Linked DNA regions of Mus musculus: all the other regions are linked to region 5. A link is a loop called in an ENCODE intact Hi-C map of the cell type or tissue named here. Cell type or tissue: heart. All regions are shown on one strand. Region 1 overlaps Hmgcl (3-hydroxy-3-methylglutaryl-Coenzyme A lyase). Region 2 overlaps Asap3 (ArfGAP with SH3 domain, ankyrin repeat and PH domain 3). Region 3 holds the start of Lypla2 (lysophospholipase 2). Region 4 has its middle 16 kb from the start of Rpl11. Region 5 has its middle 12 kb from the start of E2f2. Region 6 has its middle 5.1 kb from the start of Cnr2.

Region 1 (4,000 bases), 200 kb before region 5:
CACTCACTCATATACTGCGAGCCCAGCCCAGCTGCCCCACAGGCTACCTCCGTGGCAGGTCTCTAGCCCACCTGAAAGCCCCAGCCCAGCTTCCAGTCTCATCAGCTAAGGCGTCATCTCCAGTGTGGTAGTCCCCAGGAACCCCAGCTCCCCTGGAGTAGCTTAGAGAGCGCACTCATCCTCTTGACTAGCAACCCGGGCTCCACGGAGGAAGACCCAGCATAGGGACTGAGTGTGAGGAACCTGGGCCATTTCATCCAGAAAACCCCGCTGCTGACTTAATGCTGCTCTTCCATGTATAGTTGAGGAAGTAAGTCACTCGCCACCCTGGGTACAGATGGCAGATTGGGTCTCAGCCCATTGTGTCCCATGGAATCCTTTTTCTTTCTCCCCAATACCATGTGGCATCCAGGTAGAGGAATGGCGGGTGGCTGCTGTGCCCTGGTCTGTGCACCCCACCCCCATGGCTACCTCCCTATAGCCCATCACCAGTCTCTAGAAGCAGAAATTGAAGCTCACAGAAGCTATACCTCCCAAAGCAGGTAGCCAGTGAACAGCAGAGTGCGGACTGGAACATGGGCTCAGGGCCCTGCCATTACTGTCACCTGATAGGCACATGGGCAGGGGTGGAGGGTGGTACATCACCTGGTCATTTATCAGGATGGTCATCTTTGTCATTCAGGCCAGGCATGGGGATGAGGGAGCAGTTGGCAGTTTAGGATTTGCAGTGAGCCAGCCAATTGCAAATGAGCTTCCAAAGAGTTACATAGTCCCTGTGTTTCCTGAAGTATCAAACTAGTACCTTAGACCTACAGATCACAGATCCACCTCCCTCTGGAGGACGGGCTTCTGATTCCAGTCAGCATGGGGAAGAAGGAAATGGGCTGAGGCTGGGGCTGCTGGAGGTGCTGGCTGGTTCTGGAGCGCAGTCTTGCAGCCACTGGGTAATGCTGGTCCCTTCCACTGAAACTGTCGGGGTAGAGTCCAAGAGGAACACAGCGCCTCTGATGGGCAGAGTCCCTGCTTCAGAGCCCCAGTGTCACATGCTGGTGGCTCTGGGCTCCTCTATTAAGTATCTGCTTACTTCTCCAGGTTGCCAAGAAGTTGTACTCGATGGGCTGCTATGAGATCTCCCTTGGGGACACCATCGGCGTAGGTACCCCAGGACTCATGAAAGACATGCTGACTGCTGTCATGCATGAAGTGCCTGTGACAGCATTGGCTGTCCACTGCCATGATACCTATGGTCAAGCTCTGGCCAACACCTTGGTGGCCCTGCAGGTAATGAAAGCCGTGCGCCCATATTCCCAGAGGGCATGGGGCAGGGAAGTACCATTTCATCGTATTTATTAATAAAGTATTGAGGCAGATGTCTATGAGGCCACAGATGGCGGCACACACAGGTTAAGGGAATGGCTTCCCACAGAACATAACTGAGAGACTTAGAGTTGGTCCTTCCCTTCCACCATGTAAGGCCTGGGGATTAACCTCAGGTTATCGGGTTTGGGGGCAAGCACCTTTACCCTCTGAGCCATCTTGCTGGCCCATTACAAATCCTTCTGAGAATTCTCCAACCTCTCATTTCTTTGACACTATTCAAAATAAAGCCCCCCAAAAGAGCTGTACCTAGGATCTACCACTCTGGGACTGGAGGGGCTAGACTGGTGGCCCGGAGGAGCGAGCCTCTCTGAGGAGAGCCCCAAAGGGTGAAATTGAGTCAGGAGCCAACCATAAAGGGGTAGAGGAAGTCCTCCAGCAGGGAGAGCAGTGCCACAGAGGAGACTGTGTTCCAGGGAGAGAAGCTCTGACCCTCAGTGGGTTCCTCTGACATTGGGGCAGGAGGTGTAGGAGGCGGCTCCTCAGGCAACAGCCGCCATTCACCGTCTTTATGTTTCCAGATGGGTGTGAGTGTTGTGGACTCCTCTGTGGCAGGACTTGGAGGCTGTCCCTATGCAAAAGGGGCATCAGGGAACTTGGCTACTGAGGACCTGGTCTACATGCTGAATGGCTTAGGGATTCACACGGTAAGCCAGCCTGCCCCCTGGTGGTGACATCCCTCAACTACCCAGGGCTTACCTAGAGTCCATGGACTGATGTGCCCGGCATGCTTAGGGTTGATGGAGCTTAAGCAGGGCTTGTGGAAGCTTTCTGTTTCTGAGAGTTATCTAGGAGAGGTGAGAGTGAGCAATCTGGAGTAGGAGCCCTTGTGGGGTTTGAAGTCCTGACAGAGCAGCCTGGGGTGTGTGTATTAATAACCAGTAGACAAGGGCCTGAGCAGGAGAGGCTCTGTTGGTGGCCTTAGAGGGAGGAGATTAAGACCCCAAGGGTGAGAATGAGCCAACCAAAAAAGGGAATGAAGAGAGAGGTCTCCGGCAGAGGAAACAGAGAGGAAGCAGCGTGGCAGAAGAGAGGTTGGTCTGCTTGGATATGATCATGAGCATAGGAGGCCAAGATCCCAGGGTGACATCCACACTTCAGTCGCAGGAGGCCCCCAGAAAGTGGAAGGAGCCCTAAGAGGGGGCAGCTTTGTGACCTGCAGTGAGTCACTTCCCCCAGACTGTTTTCTCTATGAACAAGGGCACACTGTGAAATTAGCCACACAGGGCTCCACTGGACTCTGTGGGACCTCGGTGGTGGCACAGAGGTCACACTACATCTCAGCTTTGAGGTCTGATGGTTGAAAGCCCAGATCTCTTCCACCCCGGCTGCTCGACTTCCAAGTATTTCATCTCTGTAAACCCGAGTAACAACGGTGCGTGTGCTCTCCACTGTCACAGGATTAAGAAAACGCATGGCCAGAAGCATAGGTCAGTGGAGACACCCTGGACCAATCTGTAGCATCAGAAGAAACTGTAGCGTGCTTGGCACTCAGTAATGGCCGGCTAGCAGATTGGACTTACTGTTACAGTCGAGTTGGGTGAGGGAGTGGTCTAGTAGGTGAGACCTTCTCTAGCATTAGCAATGGTCTGGGGACAGTCTCAGCACAGGGAAAGAGACACAAAGGCCAACGAATGGACATCACAGTTCCTGTGGGGCAGGCTGGACCCTGAACATGGAGATGGGACACCACTAATAAGGTCCCTTCCACAAACCGCCTGCTGGAGACAGCCCCAGACAGTGGTCACAACTGTTGCAGGAGGGGCCTGTTTGCTGTCATCTTCCCCTTCCCATGTCAACAGCTGTCTATGGTCTGTTTGCCTTACTTTATTCCTTACTTCTTCAAGGGTGTGAACCTCCAGAAACTTCTAGAAGCTGGGGACTTCATCTGTCAAGCCCTTAACAGAAAAACTAGTTCCAAAGTGGCACAGGCCACCTGCAAGCTCTGAGACCCTCGTTCGCCTGAACCAGAACGGAGGGAATTGGGTGTATACAATGATTCCTGGATGAAGAGATGGAATGAGAGCAAATGAGCCGGCATCACAGAGGTCCCTGTCCCTGATGATAAGGGCTAGAGCTGCCTGGCCTGGGCCAGCTCCCCAGAGCTGTGCCTAAGCACTTGCTTGGGATGGCCCTGGGTGAGTCTGCCTGCCAACAGAGCTGATGTCCACCGCCGCAGGGCCTTTGTTCTACCTCTGAGGACAGAGAGCAGTTTCCCCTTATGCCAGCAGAGCATTTGCTGGAATGGTGGGGGTTGATCTGCATCTGTGGTCATCTGCCAACGAAATCTCCACTCTGTGTGTGATTTTTTTGAAAACAGCTTATGTAATTAAAGGTTTAATTTTCTAATATAACATTCAAACGTGTGTTTATGGGTGGAGGAGTAAAATTGCTCTGAGGGAAGAGGGAAGGTTTTGTGGCTGGTTCATCTTTGGATCTCTTCCATCGCCACACCCAAGCCCCCAGACCACTGACTGGAAATCATTGCTGTGGGGAACACCCTAGGACTCGCTTCTGAGAACGTGCCTGTTTCCAGAGCAGGAAGATAGATCAGGAAGATAGATCTCTTACTGGTCTGGAACTAGCTAAGGAGACTAGGCTGGCTGGCCAGTGAACCCCAGGG
Region 2 (4,000 bases), 80 kb after region 5:
GAGCCGTAGACATGAGAGCCTGGGAGCTGGTAGGGCTAGGTGAAGGGAGAAAGGAAGGAACCAGGGAAATGAGAGAGTGAGAGAGTGGTGAGTCTGGAGGTGAGAGCCATGCTGTGCTTGATCTGGGGGTGTGTGCTGTGCACTGAGCCTGGATCATACAGAGGGCCTTGTGTGTGTGGGGGGGTCCTATGTTGGAGATGACATATGAAGATGGTAACGCTCACTTAGGAGGGCCTGATCTCCGGGGCACACAGATGTTTGTCCTGGGGAAGGCCTGAACTATCTGTGGGCTTGACGTCCTTTTCTCTCCCCGACAGACAACCGCACTTACCACTTCCATGCAGAGGACGAGCAGGAGTGTGAGGCGTGAGTACCCGTTCTGGGCCAGCAGTGGGGGATGGGCAGCGCATGGGGCCCGGGAACTCATCCACACCCAGTCTCCTGTCCCCAACCCGCCCATTCCATCCGCACAGATGGGTGTCAGTGCTGCAGAATAGCAAGGACGAAGCCCTGAGCAATGCCTTTCACGGGGAGCCCAGTGGCGGCCAGTGGTCTTGGGGCACCCGACTGGATACGGAGCCCCACGACCTAACCAACATGCTTGTCGCTGAGGTGAAGAGCAGGCCAGGGAATGACCGTTGCTGCGACTGTGGGGCTGCAGGTCAGCGGTGGGGAAGCTTTGGTGGGAGGCCTGGAGACCGGGACTCTGGGATGGAGGCTCCAACCACTCCCCTCTGCAGACCCCACGTGGCTCAGCACCAACCTGGGCGTGCTCACCTGCATCCAGTGCTCCGGTGTCCACCGGGAGCTGGGCGTGCGCTTCTCCCGCATTCAATCGCTCACCTTGGACCTCCTGGGCCCCTCGGAGCTGCTGGTGAGAGCGGGAGAGAATGTTAGGGGGCCTGGAGGCGGGGCTTAGGGAACTGTAGGGAGGGACTAAACTTTGAAGGGTGAACCTTGCCAGGAGCTATGTCCTTGTCCTAACGTGTGATTTTACTCGCTGACTCCCGCTCCTGCTGTGCTGTGCCTCCAGCTGGCTTTGAACATCGGAAACTCCCACTTCAATGAAGTCATGGAGGCCCACCTGCCCTCCCACGGCAGCCCTAAACCCTCTGCTGAGAGTGACATGTACGGATGGTTTCAGAAGTTGGGGTTTGCTAGCTCCCCAGTATCCAGGGTCTGAGAGGGATCTGGTGTCAGAAGGCTGGGGAGAAGGGAGCCCTCTGAAGTTAGCAGGACACCAGACTCACCTGGAGAGTGGTTCCAGAAGTTACTATGTAGAACATTTTCTGAGGTCCGGTGATTGTCTGTTGTCTCCCTAGGAGCAGCCGCAGGAACTACATTGTAGCCAAGTATGTAGAACACAAGTTCGCACGCCATTCCACACCAGATCCCCAGAAGCTACGGACAGCCATCTGCAGCCGGGACCTCCTCTCCGTCCTGGAGGCCTTTGCCAATGGGCAGGACTTCGGACAGCTGCTGCCAGGGCCTGATGGGCAGGTGAGAGCCCCTCCCCCAGGGGGCTTCTGAGGAGTCCTATTTCCTTGTCTGTAAAATGGGTTAGCCTTGGAAGCTGGGAAGGCCAGGTTTGATTAGAGTCATGAAAGCCACTAGATTTTGGTGATACGTTCATGAGATAGGAAGGAAGGATTTCATCAGTAGGATTCCTGTGACTGATCAAACATTTAATGTTTATGAGACTGGAGAGTGGCCTCCGCAGCTGAAAGCACTGGCTGCTCTTCAGAGGACTGACATTCAGTTCCCAGTACCCGCATGGAGGCTCACACAAACGAAGGCAATCTTTTAAAAACAAAACAGCTGGCTGTCACTGGCCTGGGATGTAGCCCGGTGATTAAGGGTCGGGAGCTTGCCTATGAGGCTCTGCATTGTCGCCAGCACTGAAGGAGACTGTGATGGCTCTGAATTGTACAACTGAAACCGTCACAGGCCCCCCAGTGGGCAGTGGGGGAATAGCACTTGATTGAGCACTTGGGTGATGTGGGCAGCACAGCAAGCTAGGGAACAGGAGGCCAGAGAGACCTCAGTGAGGAAGTGGGAGAAAAGGGGAGGGCCGGCCAGATTAAGATTTGGGAACCACTGAAGGAAGCCATAAAAAGACTGCTTGGGCCTTCCCACGCTTCCCTAATGTGAGGGTCTATCCAGACATCTCATCCTGATGACATCATATACAGAGATGTTGGGGCAACAAGGGATCAAGAGGGCAGGTGGCAGGGGAAACTCAGCCATGTGTGTGTCCAGGCACCAGGAGAGCTCGCCCTGCACTTGGCCATCAGAGTCGCCAGCCATGCTTCCCTGCCGATAGTGGACTTCCTCATCCAGAATGGGTGAGAGCCTGCCTGCCATCAACCCTCGCTGATCCCGACTCCCTCCTTGCCCCACCTCTCTCTTTCCCTGGGACTGGGGATCCCCCACCCCTACTCCTTGCCTGCCTGTTTCCCTCCTGGAACCTCCCTGCAACCCCCTCCTCCTAGTGGCCACTTGGATGCCAAAGCTGCAGATGGAAACACCGCCCTGCACTGCGCGGCGCTCCACGGCCAGCTAGACTGTCTCAAACTGCTGCTAAGAGGAAGGGCTCCCGTGGGGGCAGGTGCGTCGCTACACCTCCTCCAGACTCCTTTCTGACCACTGCGGATGGGGCCTTCTGCCCTCACAGACCAGAGCATTGACAGCAAGCACACCTTATGCAGGCATACTCCCCCTGGCTTGCTTCTGCCCTACTCCGGGGTTGTCATTCAGTGGGTCTCAGCTTCCTCATCTATAAAATGGGAGTTTCACAGAGCTAGTAAGCCTGCTAGTGTACAGGGAACAAAGCAAATTCTAGTTGAATCTGGGTTCTAGTGATGTAACTGTTGCCTGCTTACTAGATAGCATGTATCTGGTCCCATGATAAGTGATCTATATACTGTTAATCAGCCAATCCTCACAGCCTGGAGAGAGAGTTTCATGTATCCTATTCATTTAAATGAGACAGTTAAGACCCAGCGGTACTAAGCAGACCACCTAAGACCATACAGGAAGTCAGAGAACCAGTTTTCATACTCAGCCAATCTGATTCCAAGGCCCATATTAATCTCTAAGCTGCAGCGTCCCCTTGATCTGACCATGGTCTGGACTTGCCCTTCACAGTAAATGATGCTGGAGAGACAGCCCTGGACATAGCCAGAAACAGACAGCACAAGGAATGTGAAGAGCTGGTGAGTCTGACCGGAGAGGCTGCCCTCTAACCCTTCCTCAGCCTGCCGGCCCTCTGACACGCAAGCCTTTGTTCTTGGCAGCTGGAGCAGGCACAAGCGGGGACGCTTGCTTTCCCTCTGCATATGGACTACCACTGGGGACATTCCATGGAACACGGCTTTGACAGTGAGGAGGAGGAGGAGGAAGAAAAGGTAGGGTCAGCCCCTCCCCCTCGATTGTACCAGACAGGAGCCATATTGGGCCTGCTGTGGGAAGAGGAAGGCTGACTGTGGAAACCAAAGTGGCCCTGTCTCCGCAGCACTGCCCCTCGAAGCCCCCAGCGCAGGCCTGCTGGGGTAGTGTGAGGCTGGACATCAGCAACAAGACCTATGAGACCGTTGCCACCCCGGGACCAGCCACCACTCAGAGCCAAAGTGAGGACAGTCCCCCACCCCTGCCCATCAAAAACTCTTCTCGGACCATAGTCCTCGGGCGAGCCGGACATTGCAGTGGAGGTACAGTTGGCTTCCCAGAAGTATCATGATGAAGCCGTTCACTGAGAGACCGCTATGTGGGGCACTGAGCTGTGTGTGCATGGCAGAGCTAAGGGTGGCAGCCCGTGCCTGTAATCTCAGCTCTCAGCAGGTGGTTGGAGGGTCAGGAGTTCAAGGCCAGCTTGGGTTCCTTGAGACCCTGAGAACAGCAGAGCGAAGGGTGGCAAGACCATCCTGCCATCAAAGTTCCCTTAGGGTTGCTGTCCCTTCCTTCAGGAAATGGAGATGTTCAGTGACTTTTTAAGCTTCTG
Region 3 (4,000 bases), 190 kb before region 5:
GTTACCACACATACACTGCAGGGCTTCCTGCAGGCTGGGCCTACACAAGAGAAGGTAGTCGTAGATTAGAAGCAAAGCCAGGGGAGAGAAGCCTTCCTGGTTTAAGAAGCCCGCCCGGAGGCCTTCAGCCTTGGGCAGTAACAGGGGTTTGATTCTGAGCAGAGAGAAAGTAAAGGCAGAAAGAAATCTCAGGCAGAGGGGTAGAAAGTTGGCCCCAGGGAACCGGAGAGAGATGGTTCAGCGGTTAAGAGCCTTGGCTGCTCTTCCAGAGAACCAGGGTTCAATTCCCAGCACCCACATGGCAGCTCGCAACTGTCTGTAACTCCAGTTCCAGGGGATCTGACATCCTCATACAGCCATACATGCAGACACAACACCAAAGTGCATAAAACCAAATAATTAAAAAAAGAAAGAAAGAAAGGAAGGAAGGAAGAAAGGAAAGAAAGAAGTCTCCATCCCAAGGCTGAGAAGGAGAACTTGGTCTAGAACTGGCACGCCTGGTTTCTGACCCAATCCCAAAGCCTAAGCATGGTACAGGTGGGCTGGCACTGGGTTTAGGGGTTGGAAGTGTAGGGGCAAGGGAAGGCAGGGTGGTCCCTGTAGCCTTCCCCCTATGTCTCCGAAGGCTAACTGCATCTTTCCAAGGTCTCAGGTGTCCCTTTCCTGGAATTCCCCTTCCCTGAGTCCTGCCCCTAGAGAGAGCTGGAGGAAAACCGCTGGAAACAGGCTTTCAGTCCCACCCACATCCCATCTTATCCATCTTCCCTCTCCTCCCCTCCTATCCAGCCCCTATCCAGTCTTCTCAGCTGTCTGGCTCAGTAAGAAATTCCCGAGGCCTCTGGAAGCCACCCATGTCCCATGAGAGCCAAACTCCTTTCTGCCATCTTCTACCAAAAACTGGTGCTCTAAGCTTTCCCAGTTCCACAAGGCTACCTGCTGTTGCTGCTGTCACTGACTCCAAACGGGTCCCCAAATGAACAGGTGTTGGGACTCCCAACACAAAAGAATATCAGGCTGCCTGGCCCCTCCCCATCCTTAGCATCCTCCAAACTCCGGAAGCTTGTGCTACCTGCCTCTGAAGTGTCTTAAGGGCGCCCCGCCCTCCCGCTGGCTCCCACCTTCCAGCTCTGACCCTGACTGCCCCTCCTCACGGTAGGATGATCACATAGCATCTTTCCACACCTCTGACTCTGGGGTTCCTCTTTCCACAGGGAATGCACCTGACACCCTAAGCTAGGATCCCCTTCCTTCTAAGCTCTGGGGACTCCCACTCCACCCGGCTCCCACTCTCCAAAGGATGACCGTCGTCTCCCATTCTCCACAGTGGGAACTTGGGTTCTGAGCCAGGGTCATCACATCCCTACGGTGGCATTTGCTGCCTTGCCCCACGGCTCGCACCTGCCCACAAAGGGGCATTGACCCTGGAAAGCCTCCGCCCCACAATGGGGTCTCCCACTGCCCAGCGCGCAGCCGCTCTCCCGCCACGCGCGCAGCCCCTGGCCCGGCCGTCCCGGGACTGGACAGCGCCCTCCGGCCACTCCCCACCGCCACCCCGGGACCCTCGCAGCCTCGCTGAGCGAACGCCTGGATACCTCACTCCCAGTGGCTTCCGAGACCGTTCGGGCGATTCTCCCCTTTCTCCCGCACAGGCACACACTCTTCCCCCTCGGCCGCCCCCGCCGGAACTTCCGTTCCAGTCCCGGGAACCCAGCCATCCTGCTGCCGGAAGTAGCCCGGCCAGCAGTACGGAACCCGGAAGCGAGTCCGGCTTTCCAGGTAGAAGCTGCCATGTTGCCCACAGTGGGACCACTCCCTGTGATGCGACGCTGCCACCTACAGCGTCTGGACATGGCACTGGATTCCCAGATGTCCTACCAGCTAAGCCCTCCTGGTGGACCTGCGTCCTGGAGGAGAGGCATTCCTCAGTATTGTTTAGCATAAAGTTAGCCGTCTTCCCATCCCCGTGGAGCAGGGTGCACTTCCAGGTGTGGTCTTGGATGTTCCCCACTGTCTTGTTTCATTAAGATACAGTTCACTGCTTAGGTCTCCAGTGCGCAGTATCGTATGCTTAGGTAGTGAAATGGTTACTTTAGTGGAACTCTGTGAAGTCTCAGAGATTGGCTTCCCTCTCAAAACTGGTGAATGCTTTTAGCCACACGTCTCCTGTCGTACTTTAGATTTGTCTCTTTATTCGTCTTGCTTCTTGTTTACCCTCCATACTGTTTCTCAAGCTGTAGCATTATACACCCTGACCTGAAAAGACCTGAGTTCACCCCGTCCTCCACTCTTATCTTTAAAGATGAGGAAGCTAAGGCTTGGGGAAGGAAGTAAATATATATCGACCTCAAGATTACACTGTGATCTCTCTTTCCTGACCGGCTTCCTCAGCTATAAAATGATAATAACCACCTGCTATTTCATCACTTTGCTGTTAAGCTTCAAGGAGGCCACGTAAACTTGCTTTGAACACTAAAATCACAGTGTGAGAGGCCTTACCCACTTGAAGAAGGACCCTGGGAAAGTCCGTAGGCCGTATCAGGATACTGACACACTGGCAGGGTTGGCTCGGCACTGTCCTTGACAAGTGATGCCTTGCAGGCTGCACAAAATGCCACCAGCTGTGAGCTAAGAACAAAAGGGCTTCATTTGGTCACCACTGAGTCACACTGGTAAAGTGAAAATTGGACTTGGAGTCCAGGCTGAGAGACAAGCTGAATTGAAGGACTGAATTGTAGAGAACCTTTAGGGACCAGAAAACAGGAAATGAGTCACAGGGGTCCCCTCAGCTGCAGAGGACTTCCAGATTAACCTACACTAGTTTTTTTGTTTGGTTTTGTTTTTTTCCCACCCTGCGAACCCAAAGCAATACAAGCTTGGGCAATCAACAAAAACACCTCCCTCCTGACAGAGAAGCAGCTTGTTCTTGTATTCAGGTCATGGGATGGTGCTTAGAATATGGAGATCAAGGGACCACAGCAAGCCAAAGACCTAGAAACGGATATCACAAAAGAAAGAGGAATAAAAACCGAGAAGAAAGCAACACAGCTAACCAGCCCCAGTGCCTGCAGAACCCTGCTGGGTTGGTCCGTGGATGAATACAGCCCCTGTACTTTCTTCACATGAGCCACAGTGGCAAGTGACGCTTCCAATCTTCAGGCTCAGTTCCAGGAGCTACCTGTGAGCTACAAATGAGCTAGTGGAACAAATGAGCTAGTATTGTAATGTGTTGGGTGTTGCGTGTGAATGACATGCATCCATGTTTTGAGCACACGTCAGAGTACGAACTCAAGACATCAGTCCTCAGAGCTGGCTACATAGACCAGACTGGCCTTCAGCATACAGAGATGTACCAACTCTGCCACTCAAGGACTAGGAATAAAGGTGTGGACCACCACGCCCAGCACTCGGTTATTGAGGCAGTCTCTGGTTTGCTGTTGTATTGTGTACTCCAGCCAAGCTGGCCCGAGGGCTTGAGGGCAATGTCCTGTCTGCCTAGCTCACTGCGATCACAGACATGTGCAGTGTCCTGTGGCTTCTCAGCCTGATTCTGGGAATTCTTGTCAGGCTTGAGCAGCAAACACTTTACCCACAGGGCCTTAGATTTATTTATATTTAAGTACACTGTTGCTGTCTGCAGACACACCAGAAGAGGGCATCAGATCTCATTACAGATGGCTGTGAGCCACCATGTGGTTGCTGGGATTTGAACTCAGGACCTCTGGAAGAGCAACCGGTGCTCTTTACCACTGCGCCATCTCTCCAGCCCCTTCTCTGGATGCTAGAAACCCATTCCAGGGCCACACACATTCTAGGCAAGCACTGTCCCAGAGCTACACCCTCACCAGCAGCCCTTCTAGTCTGGAGGATTTTCTGAAAAGCAGGTTGGAGCGAGTCTGAGGGCACAGAGCACTGTTCACATTCTAGTGTACCTCAGAACCTCGATTCCTAACAACCAAAGCCCGTTTCTCCAGATTGAGAGAAAGCGGCAGGATCCTCCGGA
Region 4 (4,000 bases), 90 kb before region 5:
GTCTACAGAGTGAGTTCCAGGACAGCCAGGGTTACACAGAGAAACCCTGTCTAAAATAATAATAATAATAATAATAATAATAATAATAATAATAATAATAATAATAATAACAATAAAATAAGAGGGTTTAAAAAAAGATTGATTTATTTTTATGTGCATTAGTGTTTTGCCTACATGTATGCATGTATGTCTGTATGAAGGTGCCAGACTCAAGTTTCACAGTTATGAGCTGTCACGTGGATGCTGGGAATCGAACCCAGGTCCTTTGGAAGAGCAGTCAGTGCTTTTAATTAAAGGCTCAGTGGTTAAGGGCACTTGGTTTTCTTCCAGAGGACCTAGGCTCGGTTCCCATCACTTACATGGTGGTTCACAACAATCTCTAACTCCAGTTCCTGGAGGATTCCTTGTCCTCTTTTGGCCTCCTCAGGCATTAGGCTATTAATAAACAATCCCTTATTAATTTGTCTACTATTTTCTATTAATCTTTTAAAAATTTCTTTTTACACTTATTCATGTGCGGTATACATGTGTTTCTGGACACATGCATGCTGTGCATGTGTGTAGAGGTCAGAGGACAGTTTTTGGAAGTGGGTTTTCTCTTTCCACCGTGTAGGTCCAGGGGATGGACCTCAATGCCAGGCTTGGTGGAAGGAAGCCTTACATGCTGAGCTGTGTGTCCAGACCCTCCAGTGGTTTTCCTATTAACTATCTACTATAACTTTTCTAGTGAACTCCAGGTCATTTCTTGCTTTCCTCCAGTGGGTCCTGACTCGCGTGATTACTCATTATTTTGCCTTATTGTGTTTTAGTTTTTGTTGCTAGAGACGGAATCCAGGGCCTTGCACATGAGGAGCAAGTGAGTTACTGCCCAGCCACACCCCAAACTATTAAAGCAAGCTGTTGGCCTGTTGCTTCCTGTTTTGTTTTTAGTTGGGAAAAAAGGTGAGAGTTAAGCAAAGACACACACATACACACAGGCACCCACATGCATACACACACATACACTATATACACACATGTATGCACGCATGCACAGGCACACACACATAGGCACACACACATATACCCCACACATGCATACACCACACACACACATGCATGCATGCATGCATATGCACACAATGCATATACATGCACACACAAACATGTAAACACATATAAACTATATACATGTGCATATATGTATGCATATGCACACACATGCACACACACACAAGATACTAATGTGTCCTAGTGCCAGGCATTGTACCTAGGGTCCTCCTCGCCTTGTCTACCCTGCACACCCAGGCCCTTGTCTACCCTGCACACCCAGGCTCTTGTCCAGCCTGCACACCCAGGCCCTTGTCTACCCTGCACACCCAGGCCCCTGTCCAGCCTGCACACTCAGGCCCTTGTCCAGCCTGCACACCCAGGCCCTTGTCTAACCTGCACACTCAGGCCCTTGTCCACCCTGCACACCCAGGCCCTTGTCTAACCTGCACACTCAGGCCCTTGTCTACCCTGCACACCCAGGCCCTTGTCCAGCCTGCACACCCAGGCCCTTGTCCACCCTGCACACCCAGGCATGGTAAGTAGATGGTGCTTATTTCACTTCAGAGATGACAGAGTGGAAGCACAGAGAGATTGAAGGACTTCGGCAAGGACACACAGCTGCCGAGTAGCCAGTATGAAACAACATGGAGAGATGAGATAAGGCTGGGCTTGTTGGTATCAGCTTAGACCATGAAGGGAGAGTTTGGGGTTGGGTTGGTTCTGTGAGCCAGAAAGGTCACACCCTGTCATGACGCTGAGATTTGGTTACTCTGGCTATAAAAGAACAGTATGAAGTCAGAAAGAGGAGCCTGAAGAAATCCCCCACAACACAAAGAACCTGGTGACGGAATGTTTGCCTAGCATGCACAAAGCCTTGGGTTTGATCTGTGGAACTGAAGACACCCACATCAGTAATGTCTTTCAGCTCCAAAGGATCCTATCTATCTATCTATCTATCTACACATGTATATTCATACACACACACACACACACACACACACACACACACACACACACACAGTTTGAGAGGGACCCTGGGCAGCATAACAAACTCCCTGGGATTGACTTGGTGGTCCCAGGAAACCTGGGTCTTTCTCTACTCGTCTGGGTCATTTTTGAGAAGTCCCTCGATCTCCGCGTTGGAAAGATGACAGCTAGACAACTGGTCCTGACTACAAGCCTCTGGGCAATGCTGGAAGGGAGGAAACTGCCAGGGGAGCCACGTCTAGAAGTCAGCGCTTCCCTCCTCCTGCCAACTCCACGTTTCCGCCAGCAGGAGGCACCAGCGAAGCGCCAGCGCGGGGTTCGCACGGGAACCTCTACAAGGACTTGTTCGTTTGCTGCAGCAAGGAAGTCAGAGAGCCCAAGCTCTGGAGCGACAGCCCTGGACTGCACCTCATTCTCCGCCTCTGTCCTTTAATGCTCGTGAGACTGGGTAGTCTGCTTGACCCCTCTGAGTCTCACATTCCCCGTGTGGGAAGTGAGGCTGGCCCTGAGAGGGATATTTGCTCCAAATTTAGAGGTTGAGGCAGACAGTCTTCTGGCACAAGAGTCTGCTCAGTTCAGATTCACCACAGCCCAACAGTGAGGCCAGGCTCCTCCAGCCAGGTGCCTGGTTTCTCCCTCACTCTCCATCTGGAATGTTCGCCCTTTCTGGAATCATAGCCTCTAAAACATTTAGACTCCATGTCTCCTCGCCTCCCGTTGCATTAAAAAAACAGAGAAAAAAAGAAAAAGATAACAAAGTAGAACTTATAGAACACACTTGCTTATTCTAAGCATGCAATTACATGATTTTCAGTAAGTTTACCAAGCTGGGCTCAAGATTTGGTTGACCAAAATCCTTTTATTTCAGGCTGGGTGTGGTGGCACACACCGGGTAATCCTAGCACTGGGGAAGGTGGGGGTAGCAGAGCAGGCCAAGGTTAGCCTGGGCTACACGGGCAGTTTGAGGCTAGCCACAGAACTTTTATTCAGCTGCTCCTGGAGCCCAGTGCTTGGCCACCCTCATGGGCTCACCACACTCATCACCAACCAGGGTCTTTCCGGTCCCTTCCTTCCTTTCCCATCTCCGGCCTCTCCACAACGTGGTTCCATCTTCTCCTGAGTGCTCTATCAGGACCCGACCAAAGGTTTGCTGAGTGAATCTAGCTAGGGACCGCCTAGAGCCTGCTGCCCTGGCCTTATCCTCCTGTCTTGTCGTCCCTCCAAATACACACATATTATGGTCTCTCCCCACCCCCGCCCTTCCCCCACTGGTTTTTCTCTTCCCCTTCTCCTCTCAAGATAACACCTGTGACCTCATCCCCCTCCTCCTAAGAATGTGCTCTCTGCTCTGCTGCAATGAGATCCAGGTCCTCCCCGCAGCTGAGATCAGTGGCTCTTAGGCTTCAGTCCCGGCCAATCCCCTCCTTTACTTAGCCAGCCTTCCCGTATGCAAGCGAAGGAGGGGCGTGACGCTCTGGTTGATAGGCAGGTGAGAGTTCAGCCTGGCTGGATCCACCACCTTCCCTCTCTCTGCCTCAGTTCCCTGGCCTGTAAAGTGACCATGACAACAACACGGAGCGCAGGGTGAAAGGTCTGAGCATTACGTGAAGATGAAGGCACAAGCTTGGTGCAGCGCAGAACTCAAGCCTAGCAAGCATCCAGCGCTATAAAGCACTACCATCAGGTGGGCAGACTGTCATTCCATGTATGTCCACCAGGGGCGCTCTGACCCACTTCACAAGATCCAGGGAAGTGGCTCCACAAGACTGCTAAATCTGCTTTCATTTGACCTTCAATATGTGATGTGTGTCACCACACTGTGCCTTCTCAACCCTCTTCTTGCTTCCCAGTCACATGACGCACGGGGGCGGAGGGCTAAAGGATATCAGTCCCCTACCTCCTTCAAACGCTGCCTGAGAGAGAGAGGCTGACAGTGTCCTGTTCTTGTGTACCCTGTGGCCCCCACGACACATGCTAGTGG
Region 5 (4,000 bases):
CATCTGTAATGACATCTGTAGCCCTCTTCTGGTGTGTCTGAAGACAGCTACAGTGTACTTACATGTAATTAAAAAAAAAAAAAAAAAAAAAGCCGGGCGGTGGTGGTTCATGCCTTTAATCCCAGCACTCAGGAGGCAGAGGCAGGTAGATTTCTGAGTTCAAGGCAAGCCTGGTCTACAAAGTGAGTTCCAGGACAGCCAGGGCTACACAGAGAAACCCTGTCTCGAAAAACAAAACAAAACAAAAAGATGGAGAGAGAGAGAGAGAGAGAGAGAGAGAGAGAGAGAGAGAGAGAGAGAGAGAAAGTTGTATAGATACCAGGGCGGCACCCTTGTGGCCTCAGCTCTGGGTGAGCTCTATCCAAAGCTAGAAAGATCTTTGAAGCTTGCCGGTCACCCAGTCTGACGAGAGTCAGCAGGCTCCAATTCAATGAGTAACCTTCTCTCGGAAAACAACAACAACAACAATAACACAAAATAAATACCTGTGGGCTGGAGATGGCTCCGCGGGTAAGAGCATTTGCTCTTGCAGAGATTCTGTTCCCAGTGCCTAGATGGTGGCTCCCAATGAGCTGAGTTCCAGGGGACCCCCATGCTCTCTTCTGACCTCTGCCGGCAACAGGTATTCATGTTGTGCACATGCATTCAGAAGGGCAAAACACTCATAGAAGTCAAATAAATTTTAAAAAGCTAAAAGTTGGGGCTGGAGAGACTGATCTTCCAGAGGTCCTGAGTTCAATTCCCAGCAACCACATGGTGGCTCACAACCATCTGTAATGAGATCTGATGCCTTCTTTTGGTGTGTTTTAAGACAACTAGTATACACATATACATAAAATAAATAAATAATTTTTAAAAAGGTGGATGGTAACTGAGAAAGACGCTCAATGTCAACCACTGACTTACACACACACACACACACACACTCACGCACACACATGCACATACACACACATGTACACACATGTACATACAGACATGCACACACAGAGACATTCACACACACATGCACAGACACACAGATACACAGATACACATACATATACACATGAATACACACACAGATGGACAGGACAGATAGACAGATGGACACAGGGACACACACAGAAAAAAAAGTTATTGCTATTTAATCTGATGTCTGGTATCAAAGTAATACCCTGTATGCTCTAAGCAACAGCTCTAAGACAAAACTACACCCTTAGTCTTCTAAGAACTTTGTATAAGCTCATACGTTTCACCCCTTACAGCTTTCTAAGTCCCCATGTCACAGATGGGCACCGGAGAGAGGGTTCTTGGCCAATGCTCTTTCCCAAGGCATGCTCCAACCTCTCTGAACTCCTGGACTCACTCTGCGCTCCTTCCTGTCTGTAGGCCTGACATCTTCTACAGCAGTTTAATAAAATGGGTGTGGTCCTCATGTGTTAAGGTTGCTGAGACTCGGGTAGGTAAAATAAGTCACCCAGTCACACTATGAGGGAGGGAACAGCTTGTGAGCTTATCAAAGCTAGCCTCTGCCTCTCCGGTGCATGCCTTTTATTTAGTCCCTGGAGGCCTCTAGGTCTTACTGTTAGGGACCCTTAGGTCTAACTCCCATGGCCCTATGAACTGACTGAGTCCCTGGTGCACCAGTGTGGTACCCCAAGGCAAGGCTGACTACAAAGACTGCCCCCCTTACCCACCTCCTTTAGCCACAGCAGCTAGGGGTCAGGGGGCTCACAGAGAGGGCACACAAGGCCAGGCTGCAGCTATGATCTATACATACAGCCCAGCAACCCCCAAGGCCCATTGTCTCCCCGGGAGACAATATAGATAAAGGACCTAGCCTAGTGGGCTGCTTCCATCAATCTGTAGCCATGGAAACCCCTAGGGAGACAATTCCAAAGCCCTCCCAGTCACCCCCCTACACCCTGCAGCTGTGTCCCAGCCCCCTGCGGGAGGGGAACTGTTAGTAATTGCCAAACCCCCCTCCCCACTGCCACCTCCAAATGGGACACAGCTGGATCCCCCTCCAGTCCCCTCCCCCAGCAGAACTGATACTGCTTAGGCCTTAAGTTTCAAGCCTTCTGGGTCAGCTTAAGGTTCCAAGGTGATGAGAAATGCCCTTGATCCCAGGGTCAACTGGCAGAGAGAAAAGGCTCAATAGAATCCAACATATTAACTGTGATAGCATAGGTTTCCGGTGTGTGACTGCCCTCTTGTGGCCCGTTGGTGCAACTGTCAGCTGCTGCACTGGAGAGAGAAATGTCTTCCTGGTTATGTAACTACTGTTTCTGATGCCCGTGCCTCTTAGATCTTAGGCTCGCTCACCCTTTGGGGTGGGAATTCTTATCCTACTTATGAAGGCTTAAGCGGAGGCTTCCAGAGAATATTCAAAGAGGGAAAAAAACCAGGCAGTTAAGAGTGTCAACCTAAACAGTATTAACTCAAAATACTGGCCCCTGCCGTGACCTGCCTGCTGTAGGAGGGGAAGTGGGTTAGAGGGAAAAACTAAGGTAGACGCTAAGGTTCTTTCTCCCGGGGCCTTGGAGAAGGAAATGCAGGAGAATGTCAGCCTCCGAGGTGACACATGGCCCTTCCAGGGCCCTGACTCAGTATTTTCCCCCAGACACGACGCTCCAGAGACTGGGTCAGTGGCCCGAAACTATTTCTATCAAGGGGCTAACATCTACTCCCCCTTCCCCTTGTGAAGACGAAGCCTGACAGGAGGCGTGGAGCTGGACAGGGAGCATCTTTAATCTAACGAGGCAGGCAGAGCACGTAAACAGCCACACTATGGAACTGGTGTCCAGCGAAGATACAGCAGGATGGTGTGAACCGGGGTCATTGTCAGTTTCTGGGGATGGGCCTTAGCCATCACCACCCAACACCAGTGAGATCCCAAAGGCTGTCTGTCTGTTCTGGAACTCACAGAGAACTTGCCTCCCCACGGCTGGGAGTAAATCTGTGTACTGATCATCACACCTGTTTTTTCGTTTTCTTTTTCTTTCTTTTTTTGTTTGTTGTTGTTGTTGTTGTTTTTGTTTTGTTTTGTTTTGTTTTTTGTTTTTTGAGACAGGGTTTTTCTGTTTCACCCTGGCTGTCCTGGAACTCACTCTGTAGACCAGGCTGGCCTTGAACTCAGAAATCTGCCTGCCTCTGCCTCCTGAGTACTGGGATTAAAGGCATATGCCACCATGCCCTGCTCTTTGTTTCGTTTTTTTTTTTTTTAAGATTTATTTATTTTATGTATATGTGTTTATCTGCATGGACACGTACACGCCAGAGAGGGCATCGGATCTAGATCACACTGTAGATGGTTGTGAGTCACCATGTAGTTGCTGGGGATTGAACTCAGGACCTCCGGAAGATGAGAGGTCCCGAGCCATCTCTCCAACTCCCACACCCTGATTCTTTCCAAGCCCTTTGCCTAAAGTCAATGGCAACTGGGGCCACCTTGGTTTTGTTGGAGGCTGAGATCAAGGATCTGCTCAGACTGGGCCAGCGCTTGACGCTACTCCAGGTGACGCTACTCCAGGTGACACTACTCCAGGGCGTTGTGTGTGCCAGGCCGGGACTCCACCACTCACCTTCATGTGGACTCCACATCGACTCCAAAGTTTTACTTCTATTGCTCTGAAGCATAAGGCACAGCTGGGTTTGTGTATGTGTGTGTGTGTGTGGGGGGGGTTGTTTGTTTAGTTGGTTTTTTGAGACAGGGTTTCTCTGTATAGCCCTGGCTGTCCTGGAACTCACTTTGTAGACCAGGCTGGCCTCAAACTCAGAAATCCACCTGCCTCTGCCTCCCGCGTGCTGGGATTGAAGGCGTGCGTCACCACATCCGGTGTTTTTTCTTTTTTTTTTTTTTTCCTTAAGATGTATTTATTTTATGTATATGAATACACTGTAGCTGTCTTCAGACACACCAGAAGAGGGCGATAGATCTCATTACAGATGGTTGTGAGCCACCATGTGGTTGCTGGGAATTGAACTCAGGACCTCTGGAAGAGCAACTAGTGCTCTT
Region 6 (4,000 bases), 270 kb before region 5:
GCAGGGAATGTATGGCATCAGGAAAAGATTGCCAAGACAGGAAAAGCAGTGAGCCCATTTCTAGAAACACCTCCAAAGAGCTGTCCCCTGACCTCCACAACACAGAGAGGGAGGGGGAGGGGGAGGGAGAGGGAAACGTCCGGAGGGATGGACTGGGTGGGGCATAACTTTAATCTGATCAGGAGATGGAGCTAGGCCGATCTTTGTGTTCTAGGCCAGCATGACCTACAATAGTGAGTTCCAGGAAGAGGAGGCCGTGGGAGAAAGCTGAACCATGAAAGAAACACCAGGGGGAAGGAGGATTCTGGCTGGACTGACAAATGGGGCCGGAGGACAGGGTACCAGAGCTCAGCAGAGAGGATGAAGAGCCTGAGCAGGCTCCTCTGCTAGCACCGACCAGTGCAGACGTGCGTGCGCACGGACAGAAATCCAGGGCGAGCTTGCCTGCGTGGAGGGTTCACCGTGACGCGTGTAAGCGTGTAAGCAGGGGACGGCAGAGGGAAGGTGTGTGTCTCCTAAGCCTGCAATGGAGAACGGAGAACGACGTGGTGATCCCATCCATTTCCCGTTCCAGGAAGCCCGAGCTAGGCCTCTCCAGAACTTCTCCAGCCAGCTCAACACGCACAGAGTGGCTCCTACCCAGAACCTGTGCCCCAGCAAATGGTAGCAAGGATCTCCTCCCTCTCACCCAGTTCCCTTAACACTTGAGTAGGACCTGTACTTTGTTTGACGTGGCTTTCTTCCATGGCCGCCTCTTCCTGGAACTCACTATTGTAGGTCATGCTGGCCTAGAACACAAAGATCGGTGTATCTCCATTTCCTGAGTAGATTAAATGTATGCCCCACCCAGTCCAGCCCTCCGGATGGTTCTCTCCCCCGCTCCCCCCTCTCTTTCCCTCTCTCAGATCACCAGGTATGTACACCAAGGGTCTTTACTCGGTGAACTCTCTCTCTTGGGTCCTGGCACTGACCCTGTCCTGCCTCAGCCTCTAGAGACTTAGGCAGGGGCCAGTGCACTGGGCTGTGGTGACCTCTCCTTGAATACCATTGCAAGAGGAGAGAAATAGACTCAACCCTTAGATACAATAAGGGCCAAAGGAAGGCTTTGGTCCTAGAAGCTCAACAAGGGGTCTGTAGATGCAGTTAAAAAGGGAAGACACCAAGGTCAGTTGACTCTGGCTTAATGGCAGGCCAGGAGTTTTCACCTCCGAGGTGAAAGCTAAGGAGTTTCAAATGTCAAAGGTCAAATGTCAAAGGTCAAATGTCTAGGAGACCATGACTTAGTAAGATGTTGTTGTTGTTTTTCAAGACAGGGTTTCTCTGTGTAGCCTTTTGCTATCCTGGACTCGCTCTGTAGACCAGGCTGGCCTCGAACTCACAGAGATCTGCCTGCCTCTGCCTCCTGAGTGCTGGGATGAAAGCCTAAAGCCGTGTGCCACCATGCTGGACCACAGGATTTGTTCGATTGTTTTTGTTTGGTTTTAAGTAGAGTTAATTGTATTGAGAAGATGTAAGAAAGAACTCCAGAGAGTGTGAGGAACTCCATGGGAGGAACAACCAGGCTTCTTTCTTTGTTTGAGACAGGGGCCCACTCAAGGCTATCCTCCAGCCTCAACCACCCCAGGACTGTCATGACAAGTGTGCACCATGGAGTCTTCCTGTAGTGCTCTCTGCTAATACTCGATAGAGTAGGGCAGAGCCAAGGCCAAAGCTTAGCTGAAAATACGAGGACCCTGAACTGAAGTCTGGTCAAAGAGAATATTCATGAGACACATGCATTTATCTTGTATTCACACTTCTCTCTACCACTTACTTTTTTTTTATTTCTTTCTTTGTTTTTTGCATCAGAAGATTTCTTATTCTTGTGCAAGTGTGTGTATGTAGAGATCAGAGAACAACAGCTGAACAAAGCCAATTCTCTCCTTCCACACCCCTTGGGGCCTAAACAGCTCAGCCACAGCCAGTAGATGGCAGCACGTCACAGTACGAAGCCCTCAGGGTGATCCACTGTAATAGGAGTGGGAGGACTTGTGTTCTGAGTGGACCCAGCCAGGTGGACAGGATACAAAGGGGAGATGCTGGGATGCCCTTATTGACCACGTGACCTGAGGTGGGCTCAAGGCCCGCAGCAGGGCCTCACTTAGGAGCTGGCTAGGAATGTAGATTCTTTCTTTCTTTCTTTCTTTCTTTCTTTCTTTCTTTCTCTCTCTCTCTCTCTCTCTCTCTCTCTCTCTCTCTCTCTCTTCTTTCTTTCTTTCTTTCTTCTTCTTCTTCTTCTTCTTCTTCTTCTTCTTCTTCTTCTTCTTCTTCTTCTTCCTCCTCCTCCTCCTCCTCCCCTTCTTCTTCTTCCTTCCTCCTCCCCTTCTTCTTCTTCTTCCTTCCTCCTCCCCTTCTTCTTCCTCTTCTCCCCTCCTCCTCCTCCTCCTCCTCCTTCTTCTTTTCCAGTACTAAATACAAGGTCTTTATCTCTTCCAGATTAAACATTTTGGGTGGGCTGGAGAGATGACTCAGTGGTTAAGAGCACCAACTGCTCTTCCGAAGGCCCTGAGTTCAAATCCCAGCAACCACATGGTGGCTCATAACCATCTGTAATGATAACTGAATCTCTTCTGGGGTGTCTGAAGACAGCTATGGTGTACTTACATATAATAAATAAATAAATCTTTTAACAAAAAAATTAAAGATTTTGGGTATAATCATATAAAGATAAAGAATCAAGTTTTGCGACCTAAAAACATTTACTTTTTAAAACTATATTAAACCGTGGTGGCTCACGCCTTTAATCCCAGCACTCAGGAGACAGAGGCAGGTGGATTTCTGAGTTCGAGGCCAGCCTGGTCTACAACGTGAGTTCCAGGACTGCCAGGGCTATACAGAGAAACCTTGTCTTGAAAAACCAAAACCAAAACCAAAAACTATATTAATACTCTAGTAAACTATACAAAAATATAAGGTGACAAACATGTACATTTATAGAACTGCATATCAGTCAGGCCAGATCCTGCAGAAGGAATTCCCAGCATGGCCTCATTCATCTGTGAGGACACAGAGCAGTCCTTGTTTGGCCAGACACCATCTTCTCCTGCATGAGCTGCTCTTCACAGCTTGATGGCTTCCTTCCATAGTTGTCTACCTCTCAGGACAGACATTTACCTTCCTCATCCACCAGCCATTGGAGGAGGGCCTGGGCCACAAAGATGATTGATTCCACCCATTCTTGGTGGAGGGTTTCCTGATGGGAAAACAAAAAACAAAAAAACCCTACAAATCCTGCTATTCCCCCCAGAAGAAATCTGTTATGAAAGACAGTCTCCATGGGAACTGATTCTGGCTGCCCAGCACTTGACCATTTGAGATATAAACCAACTTTCCTCCATTTACCTGCTTCCTAAGGACAGAGAAGTCCGGACCTCCTGGGGTTGCCGTACCTAGCCTCTCTCCACAGATTCTTGACCCAATCCTCCCACCTCCAGCCAGAAATCAGAGTCAGAGTCAGAGTCAGGGCCAGCAATCTGTTTGTCAGGTCCCTGGGTGATTCAGATGTGTGTGGAGGTTTTAAAGGTACCTTTTCTCTCCAACTTCCTCATTCCAGGAATGGGGAAATTGAGACCAGATGAAGGAAGTGACTTATCACACCAGAGAGAGCCCAGGAGGTGGTGATGGAGTAGCAGAGGGGCGGAGAGATGCCTCAGCAGTTAAGAGAGCTTGCTGCGCTTTCAGAGGACCTAAGTTGGGTTCCCAGCACCCACATGACAGCCTACAACCACCTCTAACTCCAGTTTCAGAGATTCAGAGATTCTTTACATATTCTTAAAATTTCAATCTCTTTAAAATATCCATCTCTTTTAAAATTCAAAGTCTTTTTACAATTAATAGTCTCTTAACTGTGGGCTCCACTAAAACAGTTTCTTCCTTCAAGAGGGAAAATATCAGGGCACAGTCACAATCAAAAGCAAAAGTCAATCTCCAACTGTCCAATGTCTGGGATCCAACTCACGAT

Evidence for each region. Peaks named below come from ENCODE experiments on the same cell type or tissue, not always from the same donor. Only the 100,000 strongest peaks of a DNase experiment are listed, where the experiment ranks them.
Region 1: a loop joins it to region 5, with 2.2 times the contacts of the local background. A loop is called at or near these places in 9 of 42 quality-filtered maps.
Region 2: a loop joins it to region 5, with 2.3 times the contacts of the local background. A loop is called at or near these places in 4 of 42 quality-filtered maps.
Region 3: it touches region 5 in a loop (2.1-fold over the local background); 7 of 42 quality-filtered maps call a loop at or near these places.
Region 4: a loop joins it to region 5, with 5 times the contacts of the local background. A loop is called at or near these places in 41 of 42 quality-filtered maps.
Region 6: it touches region 5 in a loop (2.2-fold over the local background); 2 of 42 quality-filtered maps call a loop at or near these places.

What each region holds. Positions count from the first base shown.
Region 1 is chr4:135,958,885-135,962,884 of GRCm38, forward strand. It overlaps Hmgcl (3-hydroxy-3-methylglutaryl-Coenzyme A lyase), which reads left to right. Exons shown (of 9, transcript NM_008254.3): 7 at 1,093-1,281; 8 at 1,899-2,024; 9 at 3,225-3,784. The coding sequence ends at 3,326. Among named protein-coding and RNA genes, the nearest start is that of Gale, 2.8 kb to the right of the region's middle. In heart, CTCF peaks have their summits at 2,049 (motif pointing left) and 2,255; DNase peaks (open chromatin) are centred at 596, 1,987 and 3,497; H3K4me3 peaks cover 304 bases; H3K27ac peaks cover 625 bases.
Region 2 is chr4:136,237,859-136,241,858 of GRCm38, forward strand. It overlaps Asap3 (ArfGAP with SH3 domain, ankyrin repeat and PH domain 3), which reads left to right. Exons shown (of 25, transcript NM_001008232.2): 13 at 318-366; 14 at 474-661; 15 at 741-874; 16 at 1,034-1,128; 17 at 1,323-1,500; 18 at 2,260-2,345; 19 at 2,493-2,608; 20 at 3,148-3,215; 21 at 3,297-3,407; 22 at 3,515-3,710. Among named protein-coding and RNA genes, the nearest start is that of Tcea3, 8.1 kb to the right of the region's middle. In heart, a CTCF peak has its summit at 1,961; DNase peaks (open chromatin) are centred at 1,453 and 1,963; H3K4me3 peaks cover 881 bases; H3K27me3 peaks cover 4,000 bases.
Region 3 is chr4:135,970,926-135,974,925 of GRCm38, forward strand. It overlaps Lypla2 (lysophospholipase 2), which reads right to left and starts at 1,669. Exons shown (of 10, transcript NM_011942.1): 1 at 1,593-1,669; 2 at 1-40. The coding sequence starts at 12. In heart, a CTCF peak has its summit at 1,870; DNase peaks (open chromatin) are centred at 1,716 and 2,606; H3K4me3 peaks cover 1,964 bases; H3K27ac peaks cover 2,943 bases.
Region 4 is chr4:136,067,815-136,071,814 of GRCm38, forward strand. No RefSeq gene overlaps it. Among named protein-coding and RNA genes, the nearest start is that of Rpl11, 16 kb to the left of the region's middle. In heart, a CTCF peak has its summit at 2,302 (motif pointing right); DNase peaks (open chromatin) are centred at 2,277 and 3,737; H3K4me3 peaks cover 342 bases; H3K27ac peaks cover 1,965 bases.
Region 5 is chr4:136,158,110-136,162,109 of GRCm38, forward strand. No RefSeq gene overlaps it. Among named protein-coding and RNA genes, the nearest start is that of E2f2, 12 kb to the right of the region's middle. In heart, CTCF peaks have their summits at 604 (motif pointing left) and 2,215 (motif pointing left); a DNase peak (open chromatin) is centred at 2,142; H3K27ac peaks cover 922 bases.
Region 6 is chr4:135,888,112-135,892,111 of GRCm38, forward strand. No RefSeq gene overlaps it. Among named protein-coding and RNA genes, the nearest start is that of Cnr2, 5.1 kb to the right of the region's middle. In heart, a CTCF peak has its summit at 1,961 (motif pointing right); a DNase peak (open chromatin) is centred at 2,000; H3K27ac peaks cover 248 bases.